2 separate regions of the Homo sapiens genome follow, and region 2 is linked to region 1. The links are chromatin loops, found by intact Hi-C in ENCODE. Cell type or tissue: Calu3. All regions are shown on one strand. Each heading gives the region's core, and the rest is flanking DNA. Links, peaks and the distances in the headings are about the cores only. Region 1 has its middle 42 kb from the start of MIR1302-6. Region 2 has its middle 14 kb from the start of PRPS1L1.

The links. A loop is a pair of places that touch in the nucleus more often than their neighbours do. Peaks named below come from ENCODE experiments on the same cell type or tissue, not always from the same donor. Only the 100,000 strongest peaks of a DNase experiment are listed, where the experiment ranks them.
Region 2: a loop joins it to region 1, with 2.0 times the contacts of the local background. A loop is called at or near these places in 2 of 110 quality-filtered maps.

What each region holds. Positions count from the first base shown.
Region 1 is chr7:18,077,930-18,093,453 of GRCh38, forward strand. It overlaps a transcript of HDAC9 not described here. Among named protein-coding and RNA genes, the nearest start is that of MIR1302-6, 42 kb to the right of the region's middle. RefSeq lists enhancers at 8,837-9,385, 9,386-9,933. In Calu3, for the core only: a CTCF peak has its summit at 8,527; DNase peaks (open chromatin) are centred at 8,432, 8,732 and 9,972.
Region 2 is chr7:18,005,889-18,021,412 of GRCh38, forward strand. No RefSeq gene overlaps it. Among named protein-coding and RNA genes, the nearest start is that of PRPS1L1, 14 kb to the right of the region's middle. In Calu3, for the core only: no CTCF peak of the experiment used is centred there; DNase peaks (open chromatin) are centred at 7,243 and 8,223.

The sequences.
Region 1 (15,524 bases), core at 4,649-12,648:
TCTTAGATAGTTCATTGTTAGTGCACAGAAATGCTAGTGACTTTCGTATGTTGATTCTGTATCCAACAATTTAACTGAATTCATTTATTAGTTCAAAGAATTTTTTAGTGGAGATTTTAGGGTTTTCAATATATATGATCATGTCATCTGAAAACAGAGAAAATTTAACTCCCTTCTTTCCAATTTAGACACTTTCTATTTCTTTCTCTTCCTTAATTGCTCTTCTAGTACTATGTTGACTAGAAGTGGCAAGAGTGGGCATCCTCCTCTTGTTTCTGATCTTAGGAAAAATGCTTTGAATACTTTTCACCATTGAGTATGATGTTAGTTGTGGATTTTTCATGTATGGCCTTTATTGTGTTGAGGTATATTCCTTCTATGCCTAATTTGGTGAGTTTTTTTTAATCATGAAGAGATGTTGAATATTGTAAAATGTTTTTTCTCATTCATTGAGATGATTATATGGTTTTTGTCCTTCATTCTGTTAATGTGGTGCATCATATTTATAGATTCGCATATGTTGAACTATCACTGCATTCCAGGGATAAATCTCACTTGATCGTGATGAACAATGCTTTTAACTTGCTATTGAATTTGGTTTGCTAGTATTTTGTTCAGGACTTTTGAATTTATGCTCATTATGGATATGGCCTATAGTTTTTTTTATTGTAGTGTTCTTTTCTGGCTTTGGTAACAGAGTAATGCTGGCTTCAAATTTGGAAGTATTCCCTTTTCTTCAATTTTTTGGAAGCATTTGTATTAGTTCTTATTTAAATGTTTGGTAGAATTCAGCAGTGAAAACCTCAAGTCCTGGGCTTTTCTTTAATGGGAGACTTTTTATTATTAATTAAGTCTTCTTACTTGTTACTCACCTATTCAAACTTTCTGTTTCTTCATGATTCAGTCTTGGTAGGTTGTATGTGTCTCGAAATTTATTAATTTCTTCTAGGTAATCCAATTTGTTGGTGTATAATTACTCACAGTGGTCTCTTATGATCCTTTGTATCTCTATAGTATCAGTTGTAATGTCTTCATTTCTGATTTTATTTATTTGAGTCTTCTGTCTTTTTTCTTAGTCTGTCAGTTATGATTATCTTTTCAAAAAAATCCATTCTTTTGTTCATTGATCTTCCTTGTTTTTCTAATCTCTATTTCATTTATTTATGCTCTTATCTTTATTATTTCTTTCATTTTACTAACTCTGGGCTTAGTTTGTTCTTTTTCCCCCTATCTCCTTGATTTGTTGTTTGAGATCTTTCTTATTTTTTGATGTAGGCATTTATTGCTATAAAATTCCCTTTTAGAAATGCTTTTGCTACATCCCATAAGTTTGGGCATGTTGTGTATCTATTTTTGTTTGTCTCAAGATATTTTTTAACTTCTCTTTAAATTTTTTATTTGACCCATTGGTTGTCAAGGAGCATGTTGTTTAATTTTCATGTATTTATGAATTTTCTAAAATTCTTCCTGTTATTGATTTCTGGTTTAATTCCATTGTGGTCAGAAAAGATACTTGATATGATTTCAATTTTAAATTTGTTAAGACTTGTTTAGTGGTCTATACTATATGATCTATTATTGTCTAGGCCACTAAACAAGTTTCATGTGCACTTAAGAAGAATATGCATTCTCCTGGTGTTATATGGAATGTTCTGTAATGTCTATTAGGCCCATTTGATCTAAAGTGTAGTTGGAATCCAAGATTTTCTTATTGCTTTTCTGTCTGAATAATCTGTTCACTGCTGAAAGTGGGGTACTGAAGTCCTCTGCTATTTTTATATTACAGCCTATCTCTTCCTTCAAAACTATTAAAATTTGCTTTATATATCTAGATGCTTTGATGTTGTGTGCATATATATTTATGATTGTTATATCCTGTTGATGAATTAACCCCTTTATCATTATATAATGACCTTCTTTATTTTATTTGATATAAGCATAGCTACCTCTGATATTGTATTAATAAAGACATCCTGAGGCTGGGTAATTTAAAAAGGAAAGAGGTTTAATTGATTCACACTTCAGCAGGACTGGGAAGCCCTCAGGAAACTTACAATCATGGCAGAAGGGGAAGCAAACATGACCTTCTTCACATGGTGGCAGCAAGAAGTGCCAAGCAAAAGGAGAAAAAGCCCCTTATAAAACCATCAGAACTCCTGAGAACTCACCCACTATCATGAAAACAACAGCATGGGAGTAACCACCCCCATGATTCAATTACTTCCCAGCGGGCCCCTCCCAGGACATGTGGGGCTTATGGTAACTACATTGGGTGGGGATACAGCCAAACCATATCAGCTATCTTTTGGTTTCAAGTTGCATGGAATTTGTTTTTTTTTTTCATCCTTTCATTTCGATCTGTGTGTATCCTTAAAGGTGAAAGGGGTCTCTTCTAGCAAACGTGTAGTTGGGCCTATTATTTGTTAATATACTTTCTATCTTTTGATTGGATAATTAATCCATTTACATTCAAGGTAATTATTGATAGGTATGGACTCATTATTGTCATTTTGTTATTTTTTTCTTTGGTTGTTTTGTAGATCCTTTGTTCCTTTATTCCTCTCTTACTGTCTTCCTTTGTGATTAGGTGATTTTGTTTAGTGGTATGCTTTGTTCTTTACTTTTTATCTTTTATGTATCTACTGTAGGTTTTCGCTTTGTGGTTACCATGAGGCTTACATAAAATATCTCATAACAGGCTGCTTTAAGATGATAATTATTTAATTTTTATTGCATAGAAAAACTCAGTATTTTTATTTTACCCATTTTATGTTAAAAAACTTTTCACTCTGAGTCAATAATGTTGATATTTTATGTTTTGATGTTTGAATCTACATCTTTTTATATTGTGTATATCTTAGCAAATTATTGTAGCTATTATTTTTAATAGTGTTGTATTTTAACCTTTACACTAAATATAAACGATCTGCACACCACTATTACAGGATTAGAATATTCTGAATTTGACTTTGTGCTTACTTTTACTAGTGAATTTTATACTTTCATATATATTTTTGTTACTAATTAGAGTCCTTTCCTTCAGCTTGAAGAAATCTCTTTAGCATTTCTTCTAAGGCAGTTCTGGTGGTATAAACTGTCTCAGCTTTTGTTTGCCTGGGAAGCCTTTATTTCTCCTTCATTTCTAAAGAACAACTTTGCTGAATATCAGTAGTCTTAACTGGCACGATTTCTTTTTTTTTCTTCAGCACTGTGAATATATAATCCCATTTTCTCCTGGCTTGTAAGGTTTCCACTGAGAAATAAACTGCTAGCCTTATTAGAACTCCCCTTTGTGTGATATGCTTATTTTCTCTTGCTGCTTTCAGGATCCTCCCTTTCTCTTTAATTTTTGACAGTTTGATTTTAATGTGTCTTGGTGTAGTCTCATTTGGATTGAATCTGATTGGGGACTTTTGACCTTCCCGTACAATGATATTTATATCTTTCACCAGATTATATTACATTTTTCACCAAAACCCTGTCTTTACTAGAAATACAAAAATTAGCTGGGTGTGGTGGCAGGTAACTGTAATCTCAGCTACTTGGGAGGCTGAGGCAGGAGAATTGCTTGAACCCAGGAGGCAGAGGTTGCAGTGAGCTGAGATTGCACCACCACACTCCAGCCTGGATGACAGAGTGAGATTTCCTCTCAAAAACAAAAAATATTTTTTCTGGCCCTTTATCTTTTTTCTCTCCTTCTTGAAATGGTATAATTCAAATATTTTCTCTTTTGATGCTTTCCCATAAATTCTGTAAGCTTTCTTCATTCCTTCAATTTTTTTTCTGTTTTCTCCTCTTATTTACATATTCTCCTCTTATATATTTGCAAATAACCTGTCTTCCAGTTCACAGATTCTTTTTCTTCATCAATTTTACTATTGATGCTCTCTATTGTATTTTTTATTTCATTCACTATGTTTTTCAGCTCTAGGATTTGATTTTTAAAGATAATTTTAATCTCTATTAAATTTCTCATTTCATCATTTATTGTTTTCTTGATTTCATTGAATTATTTCTCTGTATTTCCTTCAAGTTTGCCAAGTTTCCTTAGAAGAATTATTTTGAATTCTTTGTAAATCATTTCATAGATCTCAATTTCTTTAGGATTAGTTAGTGCTTTATTTCCGTTGTTTGGTGGTGTCGTTTCCCTGATTTTTCTTGAACCTTATCGGTATGTATTGGTGTCTGTTAATTTGAATAAATAGGGACTTATTAAAATCTTTGCAGACACACTTTATCTGGAAAAACTTTTACCAGTCAGTCTGTCTAGAGATTCTGGCATGCTTTCTGGTGTGGTTCACAGGTAGAGTTACTGCTGGATTTCCCAGGGAGGCTGCCCCAGTGCCCAGGTCTATGGGGTTGTACCTGCGGTCTGCATCCACTGGGGTGGACATGTTGATTGAGTCCACGGGGGTGGCCCTGGAGCCTGTGTTCATGAGGGTGTTCCTACAGCCTGTGTCCATGGGATCCTGCCCCAATCCTGGGTCTATAGGGACTGACCTGTTACTGCTGTGTGCTTTGAGCTTCAATCTGCAGGGGATGGGCAGGCACTAAGATGGGGCTGGAAACTGGTCTGGCACTGGGGTGGCCCTGTGGCTGAGTCTGCAGGAGCAGGCCTAGGTCCTGGGTCCACTATGGCCAGTCTGTAGCCTGGGTCGGCAGGTTTGGTTCTGGAGTCTCAGTCCATGAGGTCTGGCCTAACATTGGGGTCTACTGGATTCTGAGTCTCTGGGTTATATCCTGGAGCCAAGGATCATGGGTGTTGGCTTGGTACTTGAAGCCATGAAAGCTAGCCTGGAGCTTGGGGTCTACCAGGATAGGCCTAGACCCAAGGTCTGCTGAAGCAGGCCCGAACTGTGGGTTCACTGGTGTATAGGACCACAGCAGATGGCCTGGGGGTGTATTTTTGTGCATGTATAGTTGTTCAGATTGATGTTTCTGCAGGAGTACAAGCACTGGAAAGTCTTATTCACCATTTTGCTGACATCCAGATCCTATAAACTTTCTTGAGGGGAAAAATTCCGTTTAATCCTATTCTTGCACGTCACATGTAGTAAGAACCTACTATGTTGAGGGCTCTGTGCTGATCTTTGGAAATAAAAAGTGAATGACTAACACTTCCAAATAAATTATGTAGATACTCTGCCCTAAAAGAAGAGGTCATATCTTTGCTCCGTAAGTGTGGGCTGCGCATAATGACTTCCTCTCAGAGAATACAGTATGTAAAGGGGAGGAAAAAGAGTAAATTTACAGTGGAGAAACCTGACAAACATTACCTCAGCCAGGCGATTAAGATCGTCATCAACAGGGACAAACCATGTTGCCTAGTATATACCCTTGATATAATGTAATGAAAATAGAACTTTATAATCTTCTTTTCCAAAATCCATCACTTTATTTTTACCATGAGAAAAATATCAGACAAATTACTACAGAGGGGCATCCTACAAAATATCTGACTGGGATTCCTCAAAACTGTCATGGTCATAAAAAACAAAGAAAGTCTGAGGAAGTGCCACAGCCAGAAGCCTAAAAAGACATGATCACTAAATATATTGTGGTCTCCTAGATGGGATCCTTAAACAGAAAGAGCACATTAGTAAAAGCTAACAAAAAGAAATCTGATAAACTACGGACCTCAGTTAATAATGTACCAATACCAGTTCACTAATTGTAGAAAATGTATCATACTAAAGAAAGATGAGAATAGCAGGAGAAATTGTGTGTGTGTGTGTGTGTGTGTATGTGTGTATGTGTGTATGCATGTATATTGTTCTCTATACAGTTGGCCATTGAATAACACAGGATTGAACTACATGGATACACTTACATGCACATTTTCTTTCACCTCAACCACCCTTGAGACACAAGACAAACGTTTCCTCTTCCTCTTCAGCTTATTCAGCGTGAAGATGAAGAGGATGAAGACATTTATGATGATTTACTTCTACTTAATGAATAATAAATATATTTTCCTTATGATTTTCATAATAAAATTTTCTTTTCTCTAGACTATTGTTTGAACACAGTATATAATACATATAGCATACAAAATGTGTGTTAATTGTTGATGTTTTGGGAAGGCTTCTGGTCAGCAGTAGGCTATTAGTAGTTTTTAAAGAGTCAAAAGTTATATGTGGATTTTCAACTTTGCAGGGGGTCTGCTCTCCTAACCCCTGTGTTGTTCAAGGCTCACTGTACTATCTTCTGAATTTCTCTGTAAATCTAAAACTGTTTTGAAAAATAGTCTATTAAAAAACTACAAAAAATGTGAATGAGTTATCTTTGTCCTCTTAGAGCTCAGTTGACAAGAGACTAAAACCAGGAAAAAATTATAATATAGTGTCATATATGCAATAATATAGGTTTGAACAGAGAACATGCCAACCCAACCAAAACTTTTAAGATAAATTATCTTTTCAACTAAATCGTAATTTAAAAATTTGAGTCTCTAGTAGCACGCAGCATGTATCTTACTCAAAGTCAGCATTCAAATGTCTAGCAGAATGATGAGGAAGACTGCTCCCATTTGTGAAATGACCTGGACATGGGATACTTAAATAATTAGACTTAAGTGAAGGTTAACTATGCCTGGTATCACCACCCTAAAAGGTGAAAATAAGTTTCAATTCAAATTTTGCCATATACATCTTTATTACACAAAATCTGTTTTAGATACCCAGTGAAATCCCAGGGGCATTTCCTTTTATGTGCTTCAGCCATACTTTACATGAAAGGTTTCTTGAGAGACAATAGAGGGAGAATTTTCCCCTTAAAGTCAATGGTAGGCAAACAGAATCATTAAAAAAAAAAAAAAAAAAAAATCAGCCTAGACACTAAAGTAAGGCCTCGTCTCTAAAAAAGTTAGTCCCAGATACTACTTGGGAGGCTAGAGGATCACTTGTGCCCCGGTCAAGGCTAGAGTGAGCCCTGATGGTACAGCTGCACTCCAGCCTGGGTGACAGAACAAGACCCTGTCTCAAAATACAAAACAAAACAAAACAAAACAAAAAACCCCCACAAAAACCAAAACCAAAACAAACAAACAAAAAAAACCCTCCAAAAACTTAAAGGCTGGACACTTGACCATTTCTTAACTCCATTTTGAAAGGTAAAGGGTGAAAGGTCACTAGATAGTTATATCTGGCATATATACAAATCAGAAATATCTCTACTTGAGTCAATATCATCAATTTCATCCATGAAATGAGAACCCATTACTACGATTCGTCATGCTAACGAACAGAATCCTCAGTGTGGATAGAAAGTTAAGCAGAAGCTCTAGCACCAACAGCCTTTGGAGTATCTTTATTATTTTTTATTTTTAAATTTTTATTTAAAGCTAGCTGACCACTCCTGCAGCGTGAATTCCTGATTAGAGCAAAGTGAGGGATAAATCTAGCCATCATACACTTTTATCCTCCTAAGAATGCTGAACTATTTTAAAAGTACAGCTACCATACCACTCCTTTTCTCGAGTTATCTTGCTGTTATGAAATTGGTAGTCTGGCTTTATTCCTGAGGTTTTTGTTTGTTTGTTTGAAATGGGGGTTTCACTTTGTTGCCCAGCGTGGTCTCGAATTCCTGGGCTCAAGCAATCCTCCAGCCTCGGCTTCCCAAAGTACTGGGGTTATAGGCTTGAGCTACCGGGCCTAGGCCCTAATCCTAAATTTTAATCTTAACTCTGCCACTGTGAGACCTTGGGCAAATCACACTACTCCCATGGATCCGAGTTCTCTCCTCTAAAAATGAGGGTACTGGGTTAGGTCTTTCTTGATCTTTCCATCCATATAATTAATCTATAAGCTTAGCTGTGTTTTAGCTGACGTAGAGGAAAACCATAAATATGAAAGCAGAGACACCAGCTTTAATTCGTTTGATGGTCAAATTACATACACCATAAATATTAGCCTCTTTGAGTGATCAACTGTTAGCTTTAGCCAAGTATGTTTAGGATTACACTTAAAAAAATATTTTATTGTTGTACACTTCATAAAGGAATCTACAGCTACTAGTGATGCTAGTATAGACTTCATTTATAGCAGAAAAAAAATCCCCAAGGTAAGAATACTAACCACTGAAGGAGATCACCTCGTTAATTCTCGGCCCTTCTAACTCTGCTTGCCTTCTTTCAGGGTTGGTTTCAGAGCGAATGGTCCTCTCTGTTCAGCCTTAAAACGCGGCATACCTAAGTCATGTTTCCAACAGCAGTCACCATATTCCCTCACGTTTCCCATTTGACAAACCCCAAATGTAGCATTTTTTTCTCTTAAAATTCCCTTGAATGATTCTTCAAGCTCCACGCATCTGTGGGGACGTTCCAGGTACCGCCCCACAATGCTACCTCCTCTTTAAAAGAAGTCGTTCAGCTGGGGCGGGCTGGCGCTGCGTGGCGCGCACCTGAGCGGCCGGGGCTCCCCGAGCCACGGGGGGCGCGAGAGGGCGAGGCAGCGGCCTGGCTTCTCCCCAGCACCGTTCTCTGTCACGGCCGCCGCCTGACCATCACCCCGCGCCTCGCGTGGGCATGTCTCGCTTCAGAAATCCCAAGTCGTCTTAGGTTCCCTGGTCCTTCCCCTGGGGGGGAAAAAAAACGCTGGTGCAGCCCAGAGCCCTTTTCCGCTCCACCCCGGGATGTCCTCGCTGCCCTCCCGCCTCCCGCGCGTCCTTCCCAGCGCGTCGGCCGCGCGCCCAGGTGTTCCCGCGTCCGTAATCCCCTCCGGCCCGCGCCTCCCGGCCCGCCCTGCGGGTCTCCAGCGCCTGGGCCCGCGCTCTCGCCGCGGGTCCTTCCTCCTATCCCCACCCAGCCCCGCCCAGCCTCCGCGGCGCTGGGGCTCCCGGCCGAGCCTCTCCTCCCACCTCCGTCCCCTACTTCCCTCCCCAAGAAGTGCTATTTTTAGCAAATTCTCCGCGCGCCGCCGCCCGCTCAGCTCGCAGCTCGCAGCCGCCCGCTGCCGCCCTCCCGAGCCCCCCCCGCGCGGCGGCGGCGGCGGCGGCGGCGGCGGCGCGTCCCGCACATCGCGCAGCGCGCACCGAGCCGGCCGCGCCGCGCCCGCCGCTCTCGCCGCTTTCGCCGCGGTCTCCTCCTCTAGCGCCCGCCGCGGCCGGTAAATCTCGGCTGGAGGAGCAGCGGCGGCCCCCGAGTCAACTTTCATTCCCTTTTTGCTTCTGCCTCACCATTCTCTTCTCCTCCTCGAAAGATGGCTGTTTGGAGAAGGGGGAGAAGTTAAGAGGTCGCCAGCGCGGAGCGAAGGAGGGCGCGATAGCCTCAGCAGGAGCGGGCGGAGGTGAGTGGCACCACGGCAGAGTCCCCGGCTGGTGCTTGAGGAAAGCCCTGGGAATTGGGGGCCACCGGTCCTCAGGATGCGCCGCGGTATTCCCTTCTCGGGTTCCGCAGGTTAACAGCATCTCAGTCCGGACTCTGATGCCACTTGCCTTGCATCTCGCAGCCCGGAGACCGGTGGGTTTAAGGGAACCTTCGTCAGAAGTTGGGTGCTAGGTCATCTTTGTGGCATGCAGACCCTGACATTTGGCTAGGCAAACTGAGGCGAGCGGTCGGTGGCGTGATTCTCTCCCGCCCCCAAACACACCCAGTTTATGTTGGAGCCGAGCTATGAATGAAAAGTTTGTACTGGCAACGTGTTGCTTGAGGGGAGCAACGCTTATTGGGGGGTACCTTTGATGTTTCGTGGAGGACTTCAGTTTTAAGTCAATACATCAGAATCCTGGGTTTTAAGAAAAGTTCAGGAGGCTGGGGGATGGGATGGGAGATAAAGCAGTTCCTTGACTAGTGGAAGGAGAGTGATGAATCGTAAGCTTATTAAGGTAAACTGGTTAATTAGATGCCATACGAGGGTGTCACAGTGGGGACTAGAGGGAACGGAGGACGGGGGCGTTCCCTGAGCGCCTAGCAGGCTGCGTTTGTTTGGCTTTGAAGCCGTTATCCCCTTGTCCGCAATGAGAGGTGCTGGTGTCAGGCCTGTGTGTCTGTGATGTGACAGAGCGGGACTGAGCTCTCTCCAGATCCGAGGCGCGGTTGTCAGGAGAGGTGGCCTGCAACGGAGAGCTGAGGATGCAGTTCCTGTGATGTGGACTTGGAGAATTCTCTAGTGAGTCTCCTGTGCTCCAATTTCAGGAAGATCTGTCAATTGTTTTTTCTTCCAGGGAGGTGTGTGTAATCTCCTAAAAGGAACTTTCAGCTTTAAGTAACTGTAGCATTTTGAAATCCTATAAGAAATGAGATATCTACATATATTCATTATTTCATGTATGTGGGGTGTGTATGTGTGTGTGTAAAATATGGGAAAGGGGTAAGAAAGGCTTAAAAAGTTTAACTTCTACCAGAAAAGAAAGCGAAGAGTTAATTTTTTTCTCCCCAAATGGTATAACAATGCATATACAACTAAATACTCTTGCTGTGCTGAGATTTCTCATAAGGAGTAAGATTTAGGAATTACAAGTATTCAGAGCACTGTCATGTTTTCAAATCTTGCAGGCACTGTCGAAATCTGGAAAAAGGGAGTACGTACATAGAAAACCCATATTAAAGGAAAAAAACATTGAAAATCTCCCAAAAGAAAACCTTATGACATTTGAAAAGGCCTGGATGTTTTCTGATGCCCCAGAAATCTTTCTAATCCTGTAATTAAAAACAGCACAGAATAAGTTGCATTTAAGAAATCAGCAATCATGTTTAAAAGATATCTTTTGACCTTCTTTTTCGTACTTTTGATTTTTATTATGGAAATTATTGTGACTGAAAATTTGTTGTTTAATATATTTGCCTTTTACCACAGATAATTAGTCTTCCTTATCCTTTTAAACCACTGTTCCAGTTTGGACCAATTTAATTCCCCAAACATCAAATTACTGATGTTCCTTCTGGAAACCATTTATGTTTAAAATGGCTAATAAGAATATTATATTTCCAAAACAACATAATTTAGTCAGTTGTAAAACTTGCTTGTAATTTATTCTCATCCATTTTGTTTGAATGGGGCACATTTGAAGAAGAGCAGCATTTTCTTAGAATATGCCATTTTCTGTGTGGGAAAAAGCTAGTGTTTTCATATATGTTTTAGCTATTAAACAGATGCATGTAAGGTGGCAATCCTGTCTGACCTTTGATAAACTGCCAGCCAGAGGGAGAGAGATGCTTTCTTAGCTGTGCTAGTGAATTGATAATCTTTACTACAAAATGGACACGGTTAGATGCACATAAGGTTGTGCAGAAGGAAGTTAAGGAGTTTTAAATTAAATACCAGTTTATGGGTAGGAGACAGATTTTTTTTTTTAACCTTGATCTTCCTGTTTCTTTCTTTCTGCAGTTCAGCCTGTTGGGCTGGCCTTTATTGGAGAGTCAGACCAGCACTCTGACTAGAGAGTGTTTAGCACATTAAAGTGCTGTCTTTTGTAGAAATAATGATGGCTCTTTTGCAATTAAAAGGTAATTTTATACATGCTTATAGATTTTTGTGATTGTTTGGTGACCAAATTAAGCATAACCGTTATTATGGTAGAAAGAGTTGTTTTATGAAGTTATTGCCACTATATATAAATAATTATATATTTAAGATATAGATGAATTCTATTTGAGGTTTAGGAGTTTTGAATCTTAAGGCCAGCTGACCAGATATAAACCTATTTAATTAACTAATTTGAATGACACCAGAATTCAGATTTTTATTAATATCTACATCTAGGTTTATGTAGCTTTCCTTTCTTTTTATTAGAATTACTTCTTTTTTGAATTTGTTTAAATATTACAACATATTACATTATAATTTGTACACACTCAGTGGGGAAGGTGCAGGTTATTCTTAAATAGAGATGTGGAGAAATAGCTAACAAGGAGAGTCATTTGAGAAACATATGGACATCATAAAATCCTTCTGTATGTAGCATCTGTACCTTCTCATTAGTGAAATATTGTAGTTATGGACATTTTTTGTTATTACATCCAAATGTGGCTTTTTATTTTTGCTTCATTGGTTTTTTTTTGTTTGTTTTAAAATACAATTTGTATTACTGTTTAAGTTGGTGGGGGCTCTTACTGCTTGAAGCCTTTTGCTTTCAATAGACATCATACTTAATTTTTATTGCATGCATCTGCAGATATATACAATTGTTTCCCAGTTTGTTATTATAATTCTTACACTTTTTGGTGATTCCTCAAAACATTTGAGAGATAAGTAGGGTGACATATTGTTCTCATTTTAGGAAGGAGGCGGCAGGTACACTGATATACCCAACGTTACACCATAGTGAATCAGTGTGAAGCTGAGCTTAACATCTATATTTCCTGTATTTTAATTATGAGAGCAAGCTGCTCCTGTGTCTTATGATAACTTCATAAATTTATGTATTTCTAGATTTTTAAAGTGGTCATCTTTATACATGTGCAGATCAGATTTTAAATCAGTCAATATAGTCATAAGGGGATGGATCATACTGTTGGCCTGTTGATGGGAGAGAACCATGACTCTAATAGCTACTGCTGAAATAAACAAAGAAGCACACACACCTCTGCAGAATATTTGTTCTTGCAATCAATCCATAGTCCACATATTTCTCTGCCCTGCTGGCCTCACCCTATCAACTACCTACTGCCCTTTTACTGATCAAAGCAGTTCTTAAAGTTTATCAGCACAGTTGTCAAGCTTGAGGATCATCAGCCTCACTGGCAAGAAAAGTCAGAACCTGATTTTTGGGAAGAGAGAGTATTGACGGGGGACAGTAATGGAGTGTTCACTCCAGAGGCAGCCAGTAGTGGTCAGAGATCATATTCTGGGTGTCGGGATGTCTATTTCTCTCATCAGCTCTGCTTCTTTGGCCGAACTTACAGGTATCAAAGTGAACAGAAGGTTTATGGAATTATCTAGTCATTTCTTTCCATGTAGATCTCATATCTGAATAAATCAGACTTTTTTTAAAAAAAAGAAAAGGACAGAAACTTGTTCTTTTTCTTCATCTCACCAAATCTCCTCTCCTTCAAATCCCACTAGAATTTTTTTAGGATAATTGCCCACATGATTTGTAACACTAAAGTGATAGACTTCTGATATTGCATTATTACACTTAACAGTGGAATATATTATCCAGCTTGCAGAAGGAAGCATTGTAATTCTGTAGATAATGGTAATATGTAATCTTATGCAAGTATTTTTGAATAAGCAGACAGTACCAAGAGCTCTCCATTAAGCTAATATGTATATTCTTACTCTTCCATTCCCTAAATTACAAATGGTTTATAGGAGCTCATCCAAATCATTAAGTATCAAGTACTGAAAAAAAGTTCAGATGTGGTTTCCTGTTTACTATGGTGAATTTTGTTTAGAGCTTCAAAGAGAGGAAAACTACTATCTATTGTTTGCTGCACCAGAGAGAGTATAACGTGTTTCTGGTGAGCTTGAGGAGCATTGAGGTTGCTGGAAATGGTACTTTCTTCACATCTCTACAGAAGCTGTGATAAGAAGGAGATGGGTGTGGACTGGTTTAGTTCTAGTACAGTAGTGATGACTGGAATTTGAAGTGACCACTGAAAGGGTAAGATTTGGATAGTCTGTGTGTCACTCAAGGTATTCAGTAGCAAGTCATGGAAACTAACTTAGTTAATATAAGCATCAAATAAATTTATTAGAGGATATTGACTTTGTTTTCTCTTGCTGTGTAACACATTTCCACAAATTTAGCAGCTTAACACAACACCCCTTTATCATATCAGTTTCATTGCTCAGAAGTCCACACATAGCTCAACTAGGTCCTCTGGCCAGAGATCTTCTCCCATGTTGGCTAGGGCTGCAATCCCAACAGAAGATCAATAGGAAAAGATCCACTTTCAAGCTCTTTTCTATTATTGGCAGAATTTATCTCATAGTGGCTGTAGGACTGAGGCCTCCATTTTCTTGCTGGCTGTCATTCAGAGGCTGCCCTTAACTCTTAGAGGCTGCTGTTATTCTTTGCCATGTGGCCCTCTCATAGGTACTGTTACAACATGGCATCTTACTTTTTTAAAGCTAGCAAGGAAGTCTCTCTTGCTCCAGTCTGATAAGAAAGAGTCTTATATACTATAATATAATAGTGAGAGAGTGACATCAGGCTATACAAGGGCATGACTCCTTGGAGGTCAGCTTAGGGTATGTCCACCACATTGACTAGCTCATAGAATCTCTGGTGTAGGGTGGGCACAGTGGCTTATGCCGGTAATCCCAGCACTTTGGCAGGCCAAGGCAGATGAACTGCTTGAGTCCAGGAGTTCAAGATCAGCCTGGGCAACATGGCGCGACCCTGTTGCTACAAAAAAATGCAGAAAAAATTACCTGAACGTGATGGTGTGTGCCTGAAGTCCCAGCTAGTTGGCAGGCTGAGGTGGGAGGATCACCTGAGTCTGGGAATTTGAGGCTACAGTAAGCCATGATCGTGCCACCATGCTCCAGCCTGGGCAACACAGTAAGACCCTATTTTTCTTTCTTTCTTTTTTTTTTTTTAAAAAAAAGAACCTCTGGTAAAGTCAGCAGACCTGACTTTGAAGCCACTCAAGTAGAAACAAGGCTCCAAATCCCTCTGCAGAATTTGTCCTGTGAGGTACTGCTGCTGTCGCTGCTGGCATATAGCTTCTACAGTTGAATGTGGGCTCTATATCATAAAAGAGAGGATTCTCCACATATAATAATGGGGTCCCATTGTCCATTGCCAAAAAGAATGACAGGTGTCCACTGCTGAGGGAAAGAAGAAAAAATGATTGCTTAATGAAATGTTTGAGTTTTTGGCCAGGATAGGCATGATAGCCTTCTAGGGATGGGATTGAATTGGAAAGTGACTGAAGTCATGATGACTTCTTGGAAGAGAAAACTCTTCCAGGATTTAGGAGAATAATGGTAATGAGGGTCCATTTATGAGTGGTAGTGATAAGAAAGGAGTAGAAAACCTTTGAAAGATGAATCACTACACATACATTAGTCTGGGTATTGACTTAATTAGTCCCTAAATATATTCCACGCATGAAAGACTTTTAAGGGACTGATTCCACTAATCCTTGCAGGGAACCAGCGCTGTGACTTGGAGGCCTGCAGTGTGGTCTACCCTCATTTTATAGAAAGGAGTAGAGCTAAGGACCATTGTACTATATTTGTGGCCCAGTGACTATAGGGTGCTATGTAGTGGGTTGGGGACTATTGAACACACCCTGTGCTCTAAGCACTTTGCCAGACACATTTTATCTATTTTGTATCTCAAACTCTGGCAGTTTAGTTTATATTTCCCTAGTTCTGCCTCCCTTCTCCCCTGGCAGGTGTGTGGAGACTTTGAAAGGCTAAATACTTTGCCAAGGGTCGTTCAGCTAGGGGTGGCATTAGGATTTGAATCCAGGTCTGATTCCAGAGCCTGAAGTCTTGTAGTACACATCCCATACTCACAAGCAGTAAGTGAAGTTTCCAGGGGGAAAGCCTGTTACTCACATTGAAGTGGATGTCAGTGCTACAATTGCTGTTGGGTTCCATCATTCAGCTTGAGAGAACTGGATACTGCAA
Region 2 (15,524 bases), core at 3,419-11,418, 73 kb before region 1:
CAGGCTCTGGTGTGTGATGTTCCCCTCCCTGTGTCCATGTGTTCTCATTGTTCAACTCCCACTTATGAGTGAGAACATGCTGTGTTTGGTTTTCTGATCTTGTGATAGCTTGCTGAGAATGATGTTTTCCAGCTTCATCCATGTCCCTGCAAAGGACATGAACTCATTCTTTTTTTATGGCTGCATAGAATTCCATGGTGTATATGTGCCACATTTTCTTAATCCAGCCGGTCAAGGATGGACATTTGGGTTGGCTCCAAGTCTTTGCTATTGTGAATAGTGCCGCAATAAATATATGTGTGCATGTGTCTTTATCGTAGAATGATTTATAATCCTTTGGGTATATAACCAGTAATGGGATGGCTGAGTCCAATGGTGTTTCTAGTTATAGATGTTTGAGGAATCGTCACACTGTCTTCCACAATGGTTGAACTAATTTACATGCCCACCAACAGTCTAAAAGTGTTCCTATTTTTCCACAACCTCTCCAGCATCTGTTGTTTCCTGACTTTTTAATGATCGCCATTCTAACTGGCGTGAGATGGTATCTCATTGTGGTTTTGATTTGCATTTCTCTAATGACCAGTGATGATGATCATTTTTTCATAGGTCTGTTGGCTGCATAAATATCTTCTTTTGAGAAGGGTCTGTTCATATCCTTTGCCCATTTTTTGATGGGGTTTTTTTTTTTTTCAGAGGACTTTTATTTGTCTTAGAAACTGGGATATTGGGGATTTCCTTAGAAAAATCATATACAACATATATAGCTCACAGTCCAAGGTTTAATGAATTTTTTTTTTCACTATAAGCAGCTTATGCCTTATTTGGTTTTCTTGTTTTTTTTTTATTATTATACTTTAAGTTTTAGGGTACATGTGCACATTGTGCAGGTTAGTTCCATATGTATACATGTGCCGTGCTGGTGCGCTGCACCCACTAACTCGTCATCTAGCATTAGGTGTATCTCCCAATGCTATCCCTCCCCCCCCCCCCACCCCACAACAGTCCCCAGAGTGTGATATTCCCCTTCCTGTGTCCGTGTGATCTCATTGTTCAATTCCCACCTATGAGTGAGAATATGCGGTGTCTGGTTTTTTGTTCTTGCGATAGTTTACTGAGAATGATGATTTCCAATTTCACCCATGTCCCTCAAAGGACATGAACTCATCCTTTTTTATGGCTGCATAGTATTCCATGGTATATATGTGCCACATTTTCTTAATCCAGTCTATCATTGTTGGACATTTGGGTTGGTTCCAAGTCTTTGCTATCGTGAATAATGCCGCAATAAACATACGTGTGCATGTGTCTTTATAGCAGCATGATTTATAGTCCTTTGGGTATATACCCAGTAATGGGATGGCTGGGTCAAATGGTATTTCCAGTTCTAGATCCCTGAGGAATCGCCACACTGACTTCGACAATGGTTGAACTAGTTTACAGTCCCACCAACAGTGTAAAAGTGTTCCTATTTCTCCACATCCTCTCCAGCACCTGTTGTTTCCTGACTTTTTAATGATTGCCATTCTAACTGGTGTGAGATGGTATCTCATTGTGGTTTTGATTTGCATTTCTCTGATGGCCAGTGATGATGAGCGTTTTTTCATGTGTTTTTTGGCTGCATAAATGTCTTCTTTTGAGAAGTGTCTGTTCATATCCTTCGCCCACTTTTTGATGGGGTTGTTTGTTTTTTTCTTGTAAATTTGTTTGAGTTCATTGTAGATTCTGGATATTAGACCTTTGTCAGATGGGTAGATTGCAAAAATTTTCTCCCATTCTGTAAGTTGCCTGTTCACTCTGATAGTTTCTTTTGCTGTGCAGAAGCTCTTTAGTTTAATTAGATCCCATTTGTCAATTTTGTCTTTTGTTGCCATTGCTTTTGGTGTTTTGATGGGGTTTTTTTTTCTTGTAAATTTGTTTAAGTTCTTTGTAGACTCTGGATATTAGCCCTTTGTCAGATGGATAGATTGCAAAAATTTTCTCCCATTCTGTAGGTTGCCTGTTCACTCTGATGCTAGTTTCTTTTGCTGTGCAGAAGCTCTTTAGTTTAATTAGATCACATTTGTCAATTCTGGCTTTTGTTGCCATTGCTTTTGGTGTTTTAGACATGAAGTCTTTGCCCATGCCTATGTCCTGAATGGTATTGCCCAGGTTTTCTCCTAGGATTTTTATGGTCCTAGGTCTTACATTTAAGTCTTTGATCCATCTTGAGTTGATTTTTATATAAGGTGTAAGGAAGGGGTACAGTTTCAGTTTTCTGCATATGGTTAGCCAGTTTTCCCAACACCATTTATTAAATAGGGCATCTTTTCCGCATTGCTTGTGTGTGTCACATTTGTCAAAGATCCAATGGTTGTAGGTGTGTGGTATTATTTCTGAGGCCTCCGTTCTGTTCCATTGGTCTATGTATCTGTTTTGGTACCAGTACCATGCTGTTTTGGTTACTGTAGCCTTGTAGTATAGTTTGAAGTCAGGTAGCGTGATGCCTCCAGCTTTGTTCTTCTTTCCCAGGATTGTCTTGGCTATGTGGGCTCATTTTTGGTTCCATAGGAAGTTTAAAGTAGTTTTTTACCAATTCTGTGAAGAAAGTCAATGGTAGCTTGATGGGGATAGCATTGAATCTATAAATTACCTTGGGCAGTATGGCCATTTTCACGATACTGATTCTTCCTATCCATAAGCATGGAATGTTTTTCCATTTGTTTGTGTCCTCTCTTATTTCCTTGAGCAGTGGTTTGTAGTTCTCCTTGAAGAGATCCTTCACATCCCTTGTAAGTTGTATTCCTAGGTATTTTATTCTCTTAGTAGCAATTGTGAATGGGAGTTCACTCATGATTTGGCTCTCTGTTTGTCTGTTATTTGTGTATAGGAATGCTTGTGATTTTTGCACATTGATTTTGTGTCCTGAGAATTTGCTGAAGTTGCTTATCGGCTTAAGGAGATTTGGGGCTGAGACAATGGGGTTTTCTAAATATACAATCATGTCATCTGCAAACAGAGACAGTTTGACTTCCTCTCTTCCTATTTGAATACACTTTATTGCTTTCTCTTGCCTGATTGCACTGGCCAGAACTTCCAATACTATGTTGAATAGGAGTGGTGAGAGCATCCTTGTCTTGTGCTGGTTTTCAAAGGGAATGCTTCCAGTTTTTGCCCATTCAGTATGACATTGGCTGTTGGTTTGTCATAGATAGCTCTTATTATTTTGAGATACATTCCATCGATACCTAGCCTATTGAGCATTTTTAGCATAAGGGGTGTTGAATTTTATCGAAGGCCTTTTCTGCATCTATTGAGATAATCAAGTGGTTTTTGTCTTTGGTTGTGTTTATGTGATGGATTACATTTATTGATTTGCATATGTTGAACTAGCCTTGCATCCCAGGTATGAAGCCAACTTGATCATGGTGGATAAGCTTTTTGATGTGCTGCTGGATTCGGTTTGCCAGTATTTTATTGAGGATTTTTGCATCAACGTTCATCAGGGATATTGGCCTGAAATTTCCTTTTTTTGTTGTGTCTCTGCCAGGTTTTGGTATGAGGATGATGCTGGCCTCATAAAATGAGTTAGGGAGGATTCCCTCTTTTTCTATTGATTGGAATAGTTTCAGGAGGAATGGTACCAGCTCCTGTTTGTACCTCTGGTAGAATTCGGCTGTGAATCCATCTGGTCCTGGCCTTTTTTTGGTTGATAGGCTATTAATTACTGCCTCTATTTCAGAACTTGTTATTAGTTTATTCAGGGATTCAACTTCTTCCTGGCTTAGACTTGAGAGTGTGTATGTGTCCAGGAATTTATCCATTTCTTCTAGATTTTCTAGTTTATTTGCATAGAGGTGTTTATAGTATTCTCTGATGGTAGTTTGTATTTCTATGGGATCAGTGGTGATGTCCCCTCTATCATTTTTTTATTGCATCTATTTGAATCTTCTCTCTTTTCTTCTTTATTAGTCTGGCTGGTGGTCTATCTATTTTGTTGATTTTTTTCAAAAAATTAGCTCCTGGATTCATTGATATTTTTGAGGGTTTTTTTCATGTCTCTCCTTCAGTTCTGCTCTGATCTTAGTTATTTCATGTCTTCTGCTAGCTTTTGAATTTGTTTGCTGTTGCTTTTCTAGTTCTGTTAATTTTGATGTTAGGGTGTCAATTTTAGATCTTTTCTGCTTTCTCCTGTGGGCATTTAGTGCTATAAATTTCCCGCTAAACACTGCTTTAAATGTGTCCCAGAGATTCTGGTACATTGTGCCTTCGTTCTCATTGGTTTGAAAGAACATATTATTTCTGCCTTCATTTCGTTATTTACCCCGTAGTCACTCAGGAGCAGGTTGTTCAGTTTCCATGTAGTTGTGTGGTTTTGAGTGAGTTTCTTAATTCTGAGTTCTAATCTGATTGCACTGTGGTCTGAGAGACTGTTTGTTATCATTTCCATTCTTTTGCATTTGCTGAGGAGTGTTTTATTTCCAATTATGTGGCCAATTTTAGAATAAGTGTGATGAGGTGCTGAGAAGAATGAATATTCTGTTGATTTGGGCTGGAGAGTTCTATAGATGCCTATTATGTCTGCTTGGTCCAGAGCTGAGTCCAGGTCCTGAATATCCTTGTTAATTTTCTGTCTCATTGATATGTCTAATATTGACAGTGGGGCATTAAATTCTCCTATTATTATTGTGTGGGAGTCTAAATGTCTTTTTAGGTTTCTAAGAACTTGCTTTATGAATCTGGGTGCTCCTGTATTGGGTGCATTTATATTTAGGATAGTTAGCTCTTCTTGTTGCATTGATCCCTTTACCATTATGTAATGCCCTTCTTTGTCTCTTTTGATCTTTGTTGGTTTAAAGTCTGTTTTATCAGAGATTAGGATTGCAACTCCTGCTTTTTTTTTGCTTTTTATTTGCTTGGTAAATATTCCTCCATCCCTTTGTTTTGAGCCTATGTATGTCTCTGCATGTGAGATGGGTATCCTGAATACAGCACACTGATGGGTCTTGACTCTTTATCCAATTTGCCAGTCTGTGTGTTTTAATTCGAGCTTTTAGCCCATTTACATTTAAGGTTAATATTGTTATGTGTGAATTTGATCCTGTCTTAATGATGCTAGCTGGTTGTTTTGCCCATTAGTTAATGCAGTTTCTTCATACTGTTGATATGCTTTACAATTTGGTATGTTTTTGCAGTGGTTGGTACTGGCTGTTCCTTTCCACATTTAGTGCTTCCCTCAGGAGCTCTTGTAAGGCAGGTCTGGTGACAAAATCCCTCAGCATTTGCTTGTCTGTAAAGGATTTTATTTCTCCTTTGCTTATGAAACTTAGTTTGGCTGGATATGAAATTCTGGGTGGTTGAAACTTCTTTTCTTTGAGAACGTTGAATATTGGCCTCCATTCTCTTCTGGCTTGTAGCGTTTCTGCAGGCAGATCTGCTGTTAGTCTGATGGGCTTCCGTTTGTGGATAACCCGACCTTTCTCTTTGGCTGCCCTTAACATTTTTTCCTTAATTTCAACCTTGGTGAATCTGATGATTATGTGCCTTTGGGTTGCTCTTCTCAAGGAGTATTTTTGTGGTGTTCTTTGTGTTTCCTGAATTTGAATGTTGGCATGTCTTGCTAGGGTGGGGAAGTTCTCCTGGATAATATCCTGAAGAGTGTTTTCCAACTTGGTTCCATTCTCCCCGTCACTTTTAGGTACACCAATCAAATGTAGATTTGGTCTTTTCACATAGTCCCACATTTCTTGGAGGCTTTGTTTGTTGCTTTTTATTCTTTTTTCTCTAATCTTGTCTTCTGTCTTTATTTCATTAAGTTGATCTTCAGTCACTGATATCTTTCTTCCACTTGATTGATTCAGCTATTGATACTTATGTTTTTCAGCTCCATCAGGTCATTTGTGTTCTTCTCTACATCGGTTATTCTAGTTAGCAATTCAACTATCCTTTTTTCAAGGTTCTTAGCTTCCTTGCATTGGGTTAGAACATGCTCCTTTAGCTTGGAGGAGTTTGTTATTACCCACCTTCTGAAGCCTACTGCTGGCAGTTTGTCAAACTCATTCTCCATCCAGTTTTGTTCCCTTGCTGGCAAGGAGTTGTGATCCTTTGGAGGAAAAGAGGCATTCTGGTTTTTGGAATTTTCAGGCTTTTTGTGCTGGTTTTTCCCCATCTTTGTGGATTTCTCTATCTTTCGTCTTTGATGTTGGTGACCTTTGGATGGGGTCTTTGAGTAGATGTGCTAATCCTTTCTGTTTGTTTCCTGTTTGTTTCTTTTCCTTCTAACAGTCAGGACTCTCTGCTGCCAGTCTGATAGAGTTTGCTGGAGGTCCGCTCCCAAACTTGTTTGCCTGGATATCACTAGTGGAGGCTGCAGAGCAGCAAAGATTGCTGCCTGTTTTTTCCTCTGGGAGCTTCGAGCCAGAGGGGCACCTGCCAGATGCCAGCCAGAGCTCTCCTGTATGAGGTGTTTTTTGGCCCCTACTGGGAGTTCTCTCCCAGTCAGTATACATGGGGGTCAGGGACTCACTTGAGAGCCAGTCTGACCCTTTGCAGAACTCGAACTCTGTGCTGGGAGTTCCGGTGTTCTTTTCAGAGCCACCAGGCAGGGACGTTTAAGTCTGCTATAAGCCCCTGACTGGGGCTGCTGCCTTTTTTACAGAGATGCCCTGTCCAGAGAGGAGAAATATGGCAGTCTGGCCTCAGCAGCCTTGCTGAGCTGCAGAAGTCTCCACCCAGTTCGAACTTCCCAGTGGCTTTGTTTACACTGTGACCGTAAAACCACCTACTCAAGCCTCAGCAATGGTGGATGCACCTACCCCACCAAGCTCGAATGCCCCAGGTGGATCTCAGACTGCTGCTGTGCTGGCAGTGAGAATTTCAAGCCAGTGGATCTTAGTTTCCTGGGCCCCATAGGGGTGGGACCCGCCCAGCCAGATCACTTGGCTCCCTTGCTTCAGGAACCCTTTTGAGGGGAGTGAACGGTTCTGTCTTGCTGGCATTCCAGGCGCCACTGGGGTATGGAAAAAAAAAAGAGCTCCTGCAGCTAGTTCAGTGTCTGCCCAATTGGCCACCCAGTTTTGTGCTTGAAACCCAGGGCCCTGGTGGGGTAGGCACCGGAGTGGATCTCCTGGTTTGCAGGTTGCGAAGACTGTGGGACAAGCACGGTATCTGTGCCGGAGTTCCTCAGGCTCAGACCCTCACAGCTTCCCTTGGGTAGGGGAGAAAATTCCCCGACCCCTTGTGCTTCCTGGGTGAGGCAACGCCCAGCCCTGCTTTGGCAGCTCTCCATGGGCTGCACCTACTGTCCAACCAGTTCCAGTGAGATGAACTGGGTACCTCAGTTGGAAATGCAGAAATCACCCACCTTCTGTGTTGATCTTGCTGGGAGCTGTAGACCAGAGCTGTTCCTATTTGGCTATCTTGAATCCATTTCTCGACCAATGTGTTTTCAATGCAAAGAAAAAGATTTGCCTATAAGGCACTTTTAAAACCAACTGTACTTATATTAGTCTATTTTATGCCTCCTCTCACTGTTCTAAGCACTGTAAGAAATAAAAAAGTAGAGCAAATGGTCATTTCTTACAGAATCCTTCCAATCCTCCTGTGAACGGCAGGACTAACAAAACGTATGAAGCAATTAGGAAAGAAGTACTAAATTGTTAAAAAAATATATATATACTGGGTCAATGTACCAAAGAGCTGGAGGGTCCAGGAAAGACTTTATGTTGGGATTCCTACTGGAGCTTGCCTTTGAGCAACGAGTAGGACTGGAACATGCAGGGAAGAGGAAGGAGGGCAGATTATGTGGAACCAACAGCATGAGAAAAGGACTTGGCCTGTGAGCTAATCATATCTGACTCTTGGGAATTCTTGGGAAATTTGATTGAATGGACCATGGTTTTACAGGACCAACAGGTTCTTATGCCCACTGTACAGTAATAAACCAATACACTGAAGGGTTTGCAGCAGAGAAAGAGTTTAATAATCACAGGGTGGCTGAGTGAGAAGATGGGAGGAGACCCTCAAATCCATCTCCCGAAGGAGTTCGGAGCTGGAGTTTTTAAGGGAATCATGGAGGGCAAGAGGCTAGAAAATTGGGGTTATTGATTGGCCAGGGTAAGGGGTATAAAATCATCAGGATGTGAAAACTGCATTCTTTGGTGAGTCAGCTCCTTGTGGGGTCCTTCAACTGACATTAGTAGTTTTGCTGGTATGTAGGAGTTGAAAGAATATCTCAAAGGGAAAACTTAACCTTTCATAATGTTCAAGTTGTTATCTATAGAGCAGTTAAGGGAGCTATAATCCAGAGTCTATGTGATTCTAGAACAACAGGCACCACACAACTATGAGGAAGCAGGTCAGAAGGCAAGCTGACCTAATGATTAATGCTGAATGTGCTGCAAGCTCAGTTTATTTTATAAAGTTTATAAGGATAGTTTCATTGGGAGTTTTTTTTTTTTTTTTTTTTTTGACGGAGTTTCGCTCTTGTTACCCAGGCTGGAATAAAATGGCACGATCTTAGCTCACTGCAACCTCTGCCTCCCGGGTTCAAGCAATCTCCTGCCTCAGCCTCCTGAGTAGCTGGGATTATAGGTGCCCGCTACCATGCCCGGCTAATTTTTTGTATTTTTGGTAGAGATGGGGTTTCACCATGTTGGCCAGGCTGGTCGCGATCTCCTGATCTCAGGTAATCCACCTGCCTTGGCCTCCCAAAGTGCTGGGATTACAGGCATGAGCCACCATGCCTGGCCTCACTGGGAGATTCTTAACAGCCAAACAGAAGAATTTTTCAAATGCAGTAGACAATAGAAAATTAATATTGGGCTTTTGAACATCAGAATGATGAGATTAAAAGGATGCTTTTGAAGGTTACTATCAGCATTTCGTAGGCGAAAGTATGTAGATACATATTAGTGGCAAGGGAACAGGTAGAATTGACTTAGGTCAGCCTTGTTAGCAAGCACATGGGGACCTCAGCAGGGAGCTGGTCAAGGCCAAAACTGGGTGGAGAGCTACTCACAGTGGCAAAGATTAGGGTGTGGGAAGTGAGAGGGTGGCCCCAGTGAGATCAGACGGGGGCTCCAAAAGCAGAGCACCCAAAAGACACAGCAAGCTTGGGCATGATACCAGCAACTGCCAGCATCAGAAGAGTGGATTTGATGGGCAGAAGGCAATGATAGGAAATCTAGGTAATGATGCAGAAGAGTTGAACAGATGTGATAATGCAGGAGGTGCAAGAGAAACCAGCTTCTCCTCAGGAAAGGACATAGACACTAAGACTAGCAAGCTTCTAGGGTCTTCACATCACCTGGGGCTCAGGGTAGGGCCGCAGTCTAAATGGGTACAAGGGCACAGAGCTGATAGAATATAGAGAAGAAGGCGAATCAAAGGAAAAAGCTAGTCTAATGGCTAACATAAGAGGGAGGATCAGAGGGTGACAACCCAAGGAATGCCCAGACACCCGAGGCTGGGTCCTCATATGGCAGACCTTGGGCTTAGCCACGTTGGTGGTAAAGGAGAAACAGAGGGCATATGGAACCACCACTGTGGGTAGCTGTTCCATTGCTGTGGTTAATTTAAAATCTGCACCAGGTTGCAGATTCAAAGGTTTTGAGCCTGCTTTTGTTAGGATTGGTTGAGAAGCTAGCAAGTTTCTTTGAGAATAGCCAAGGAAGGGGAGGTGAGAGACAGAAAATAGGGGTTGACCCTTGAAGCTGATGCAATACTGCAGGTAGCAACAACCTATAATTTAACTTTTTGATATTTTAGCCTACTGATATATGTTTTGAAGAAGTACTTATGCTTAAGGAGTAGAGGAAAGACAAAACTTGGGAAAACTTGAGAGGTGTACACATTCAACTTCAGTATAATTTTGAATAACTCTCATGTTTAGGAATGGGATTTTCTTATTTATTTACATTTCTGATTACTTGAGTTATTTAGAAAACATTTTTGGGCATAGGTTTTTCCTACATCTGTTTTTCTTGGGTTAGCTTAAATTTCCTGCCTTATCATTAATATAAATTAATATTTCTTCAATAATTGAAGACTGCACATTACTCACAGTCATTACTCTTTACTGAAGAAATAGAAAATTTAGTTTTAGACAATACTTTATTAACTCCAGGACAAACATATTTGTAAATGAGGCCCCAATTTTAGCTTCTCTCATCTATTGTAAGAATTCAGTACATCGTACCGATGATGTTGAGGGTCCCATTTAACTCGAAGAGACTTTGATTCCATGGTTTCCTTACAAGTCTAGGGCACATGCCCATAAGAATTAAAAAGGTTACTCAAAGATTTTGCTTGTTTGAATATATATTAACTATTAAACTTTGCATAAATAGCATTTTAGGGTGTTTATTAAAATTTCCATGTATTACCCAAATTCTGTAATCAAACAGAGGAACGCACAAAGAGTCTTATAAGTGAGTCAGCTAATGGATGGAGATTTCTGTTTCAAATAAATAAAAGGAGAAAATCTAGGCTTTTTTCATGTCCACATAATGTGACCAAAACTCTTCTAGCTGTTTCACACATAAACGTTTATATTAAATTACAGCAGTTGTGCGAGGTATTTTGTCTCTTTTGTGGAAATGAAGAATCAAAGATTCAAAGACATATATTAATTGGTTACTAAGATAGCTGATAGTACAGCTAATATTATAATATTAACAGCTAATGCGCCGTAATACAGCTGTACGGTAATATAGCTGGCACAGCCAGAATTTACCTTAAACTCTAATTCTAAAACTCATTTTTGTTTTCACTGTCCCTTTCAGAAATATGTCTGCATATATAAACTGTTATAAAAGAAATAGTCATAATCCGTTTTTTCCGGATACTGCAGTTGTGAAGTTTACATCAGTATATATTGCTGAGTCAATAAAATAAGTTTAACCCCATAGATTAACCCAAACTTTTTAAAATGTAATAATTTAGTATTTCCCCAAATAAAAGTCAGCTGAGAAGTTGCCCTAGTCTAGTGATAACCTTATGAGAGGGATGGCATTTAAGTTTCGCCTTCTATGCCAGGTCTTATCAATTGATAGTGGCTGCCTGGATACCTGCATGGAGAAAGAATCTGAGGTCATGTCTCAAGTCAGCAGGAAGGAATTCTAGGATCCACGAGAGATGAAGGCCATGGTCATTGTAGGGGAAAGTAGCAGCTCAAGTATTGACCAGAGCTGCCACAGGTATTAGTAAAGTAGCATGTCTTTTGGAATGTTACTGCTCAAAACTGTCTTCTGCACTCAAAATTACCTCAATCAGTCTTGGTTTTGAGGCTTCGTGTTTCCTAAGCTTGCCAGATCATAAGAATCATTGAAGATAATCATTTAAAAATGTTGTTTTCCAAGCCTCTTATCTGAAGATTCGGGAAGTCAAGAGTGGGAAGCCAAGAATTTGATGACCTGGCAAGTTTGGGAATGTATGAGTTGCCAGTGTTTTCAGAAAGCTCCTGTGAAAGATAAAATTCTTATTAATGAGGAATAATTTAAGACATAATTTTCCTAGTAGAGACTTGAGCACTAACAAGCAAGGAGCAAACAAAAGATCAATTTGAGGTTAGGTGCAGTGGTGCACTCCCAAAATCCCAGAGCTTTGGGAGGCTGAGGCAGGAGGATTACTGAAGCCCAGGATTTCAAAACCAGTCTGGGCAGCATAGTGATACCGCATCTCTCTACAAAAGAAAATAATTTAAAAATTAGCCAGGCATGGTGATAGTCCTGTGGTCCCAGCTACTCAAGGGGCTGAGGTGGGAGGATTGTTTGAGTCCAGGAGTTCGGGGCTGCAGTAAGCCCTGACCTACACCAATGCATGCCAACTTGGACAATAGAGTGAGACCCTGTCTTGAAAAAAATTAAAATAAAAAAGGTCAATTTGATGGTGACTGGAGATAGAGAAGTTTAGAGCATGTGATAGCTTACCTACATTATCTGAATCTGCCCCAGCTTGCGGACTTAATCTCATTCTGCTGTGTCTCTTGCTCACTCTACTCCAGCCACACTGAACTTCTTTATGTTGCTGTAATTCATGCATGTTCCCACCTCAAAGCCTTTGCTCTTGCTGTTCTTCCCATATCTTAATATGCCTGGAGACCTTCACAGGGCTAGTTTTTCTAATCCTTCCTTAACTGGTAGGTTATTAAGTGGAAAAGCCAAATGGTAAGTGTATTAGTCTGTTCTCACACTGCTAATAAAGACATACCCAATACTGGGTAATTTATAAAGGAAAGAGGTTTAATTGACTCACAGTTCTGCATGGCTGGGGAGGTCTCACAATCATGGTGGAAAGTGAATGAGGAGCAAAGTCCCATCTTACATGGCAGCAGGCAAGAGAACTTGTGCAGGGAAACTCCCATTTATAAAACCATCAGATCTTATGACACTTATTCATTACCACAAGAACAGTATGGGGGAACCGCCCCCATGATTCAAGTATCTCCACCTGGCCCCACCCTTGACCCATGGAGATTAGTACAATTCAAGGTGAGATTTGGGTGGGGACATGGCCAAACCATATCAGTAAGCAAGGACGAAGAAGAAAAGCACAATTTTCAGTCTGTGAAACAGACACTACTCATTGCCTATTCCACAACCAGAGACTCTTTCATGTTGCAAAAGGGAGGCTCCCTTCCCATGCCCTAAGCAGTGAGTTATGCCAGTCATTACATAGCATTTGCAATGAAATCAAGATGAAAAAAATTAATGGTTTTCCTAGAAAAGAAAGAAAGAGAATGATGCATATAAAAACAGAAGAAGAAAGTCACTAGTTGCATAATAATTAATCAGGATAAAATGTGTTATTTAAAACCATTCAATCACTGCCTTTTCTTTTCTCATTCTTACAGGGTACTCATAAGTATAATCATCTGACTGTATCTTTGAAATAGAATTAGGATTTGGGAAGCATCTTAATAAACACTAACTGAAGCCACTCTGAAGAAAACATCATTAATCATGTCATTGATAAGAGATTCTGTCAGCATTACATTTAGAAATTTATACCCAGACTAAATTCCCGTAAACAACTCCCGTGTGCATTAGGGATTAGAAAAAAATGAAGGCTTCTTTGTTTACTATAACACTAAAAAAATATTGTTTAGGCCCAATTTCTCAAAATGGAAACCACCCAGGCACATGTAGTTTCCCAGTTGCAGAATCTTTCCAGTACAGTTCAGTTTGCACAATACTGCTGAATTCTCTTTAGAAAGTACTGTTTTCGCCCAGTGCTGTGGCTGATGCCTGTAATCCCAGCACTTTGGGGAGGCCAATGGGGGCACACTGCTTGAGGCCAGGAGTTTGAGACCAGCCTGGGCAACGTGGTGAAACACTGTCTCTACTAAAAATACAAAAAATTAGCCAGGTGCGGTGGCACACACCTGTAATTCCATCTACGCCAGAGGCTGAGGCATGAGAATCGCTTGAACCAGAGAGGCAGAGGCTTGAACCGGAGAGGCAGAGGTTTCAGTGAGCCAAGATTGGGCCACTGCATTCCAGGCTAGGCAACAGAGCAAAACTCTGTCTCAAAAAAAAAATAAAAATAAAAAAAATGAAAGTAGTTTTCATTGCATCAGCCATCTACTGAAAATCCACTTAAAAAGCTACAAGGGCTTCTCATTGCTTTTTTAAATAAATGAAAAATCCTTAGGCTGGTATTTTAGATGCCTACTTAGTTATTCCTAGGTTTGCCTATCATTAGGTAAGGTTTATATCAATTTTAAAAAATCAACCAAAGCACAATAGCTATTTAGTACTCTATCAGTCTATTTAGACGCTATTCTTTCTTTCTGCTGAGATGGTTGACTAGACCTATGAGTCACACACTTAATTTCTTCAGGAAAAGGTTATCTAGCCACACCCTTGGCCTTCTATCCAGAGCATGATTTTCTAACAATGAATTTCCTGATTTTCACATTCTTTGCCATCTGGATAGGCTAAGAAACTCAACAAATCATCAAGTTCTGGTTCCTGTTTACTTTATTCCTTCCACATTTATCACTTTCCTCTCTGCTTTTACTATAAGCAGCAAGGAGGAACCAGGCTGCATGTTCCACACTTAGCTTGGAAATCTCAGCTAAATATCCAAGTTAATCACTTAGAAGTTCTGCCTTCCACCCAACAGTAAAACACAATTCATTCATGTTTTCTGCCACTTTATAACAAGGACAGCCTTTCCTTCAATTTCAAATAACATACCCTTCATTTTCTTTTGAGACCTCACTGGAGGCATATTTAATGTTGATATTCCTACCAACAATCTGCGAGGACACATACATTCTCTAAGATGAGAGAAGCATCTCTTCCTTCTGAGCCCTCACCAGAATCTCTTTTAACAACTCTATTTCTACCAACAGTCTCTTCAAAGCAATTTAGGCTTTTTCTTTCATATACCTCAGCATTCATTCAGCCTCTACCATTACCCAATTCCAAGGCCACTTCCACATTCCTACATATTTGTTATAGCAGGACTCCACTTCCTGCTACCAGAATCTGTATTAGTTTCCTGGGGGGCGGGGGAGCAGTAACAAATTACTATAAACTGGGTAGCTTGAAACAACAGAAATTTATTCTCTGGAGGCTAAAAGTCCAAAGTCAAGGTGTCAGCAGGGTTGGTTGCTTATGGAGACGCTAAGGGAGAGTCTATTTCCTAGCTTCTAGCAGCTGCTGGCAGTCCTTGGCATTTCTTGGCTTGTAGACGTGTCACTCTAATCTCTGCCTCCATCATCAATGACTTTCTCCCTTGTGTCTCTGTCTCTCCAACCTTCTTTTGCCTATTCATTCCTATAATGATATTTAAGGCCCACCCTAAATCCAGCATTACCTCACCTCAAAATCCTAAACTTATTTACATCTGTAAAGATCTTTTATCCAAATAAGGTCACATTCACAGGTTCTGGGGGTTGTGATTTGGATATATCCTTTTGGGGGCCACTATTCAGCCTACTATCCCTTTTGCTCCCCAAATTTCATGTCTGTCCACATATAAAACATGTTCACCTCATCTCAACATCTCCAAAAGTCTCAGCCCATGATAACATCAGCACTAAGTCCAAAATCTCACCTAAATATTATCAGCTCCAAAGCCTCAGATCTTGTCATCTAAATCAGATATGGGTGAGACTATGGGTATAAATTATCCTGGGGCAGAAATTCCTCTCTATCTCTGGATCACGAACATAGAAAACAAGTTATCTACTTCCAAAGTAAAAGAGTGGGACAGGCATTGCGTATCCTTATGCATGAATTGGGTTTACAATATATATCCTTATACATTCCTATTCAAAAAGAGAGAAATTGGAAGGAATAAAAAGGTTGTCAGTCCCAACTCTGAAATCTAGTAGGAGAAATTTAATTAAGTTTCAAGACCTAAGACTAATTATATGTGGCTTGATGCTTGCTATAGACAAAATGTTTGTGTCTCCCCAAAATTCCTGTGTTGAAATCCTAACCCCTACTATGATGGTATTAGGAGGTGGAAACTTTGGTGGGCGATTAGGTCATAAGGGTGGAGCCCCCATGAATGGGATTAGTGCCCTTATA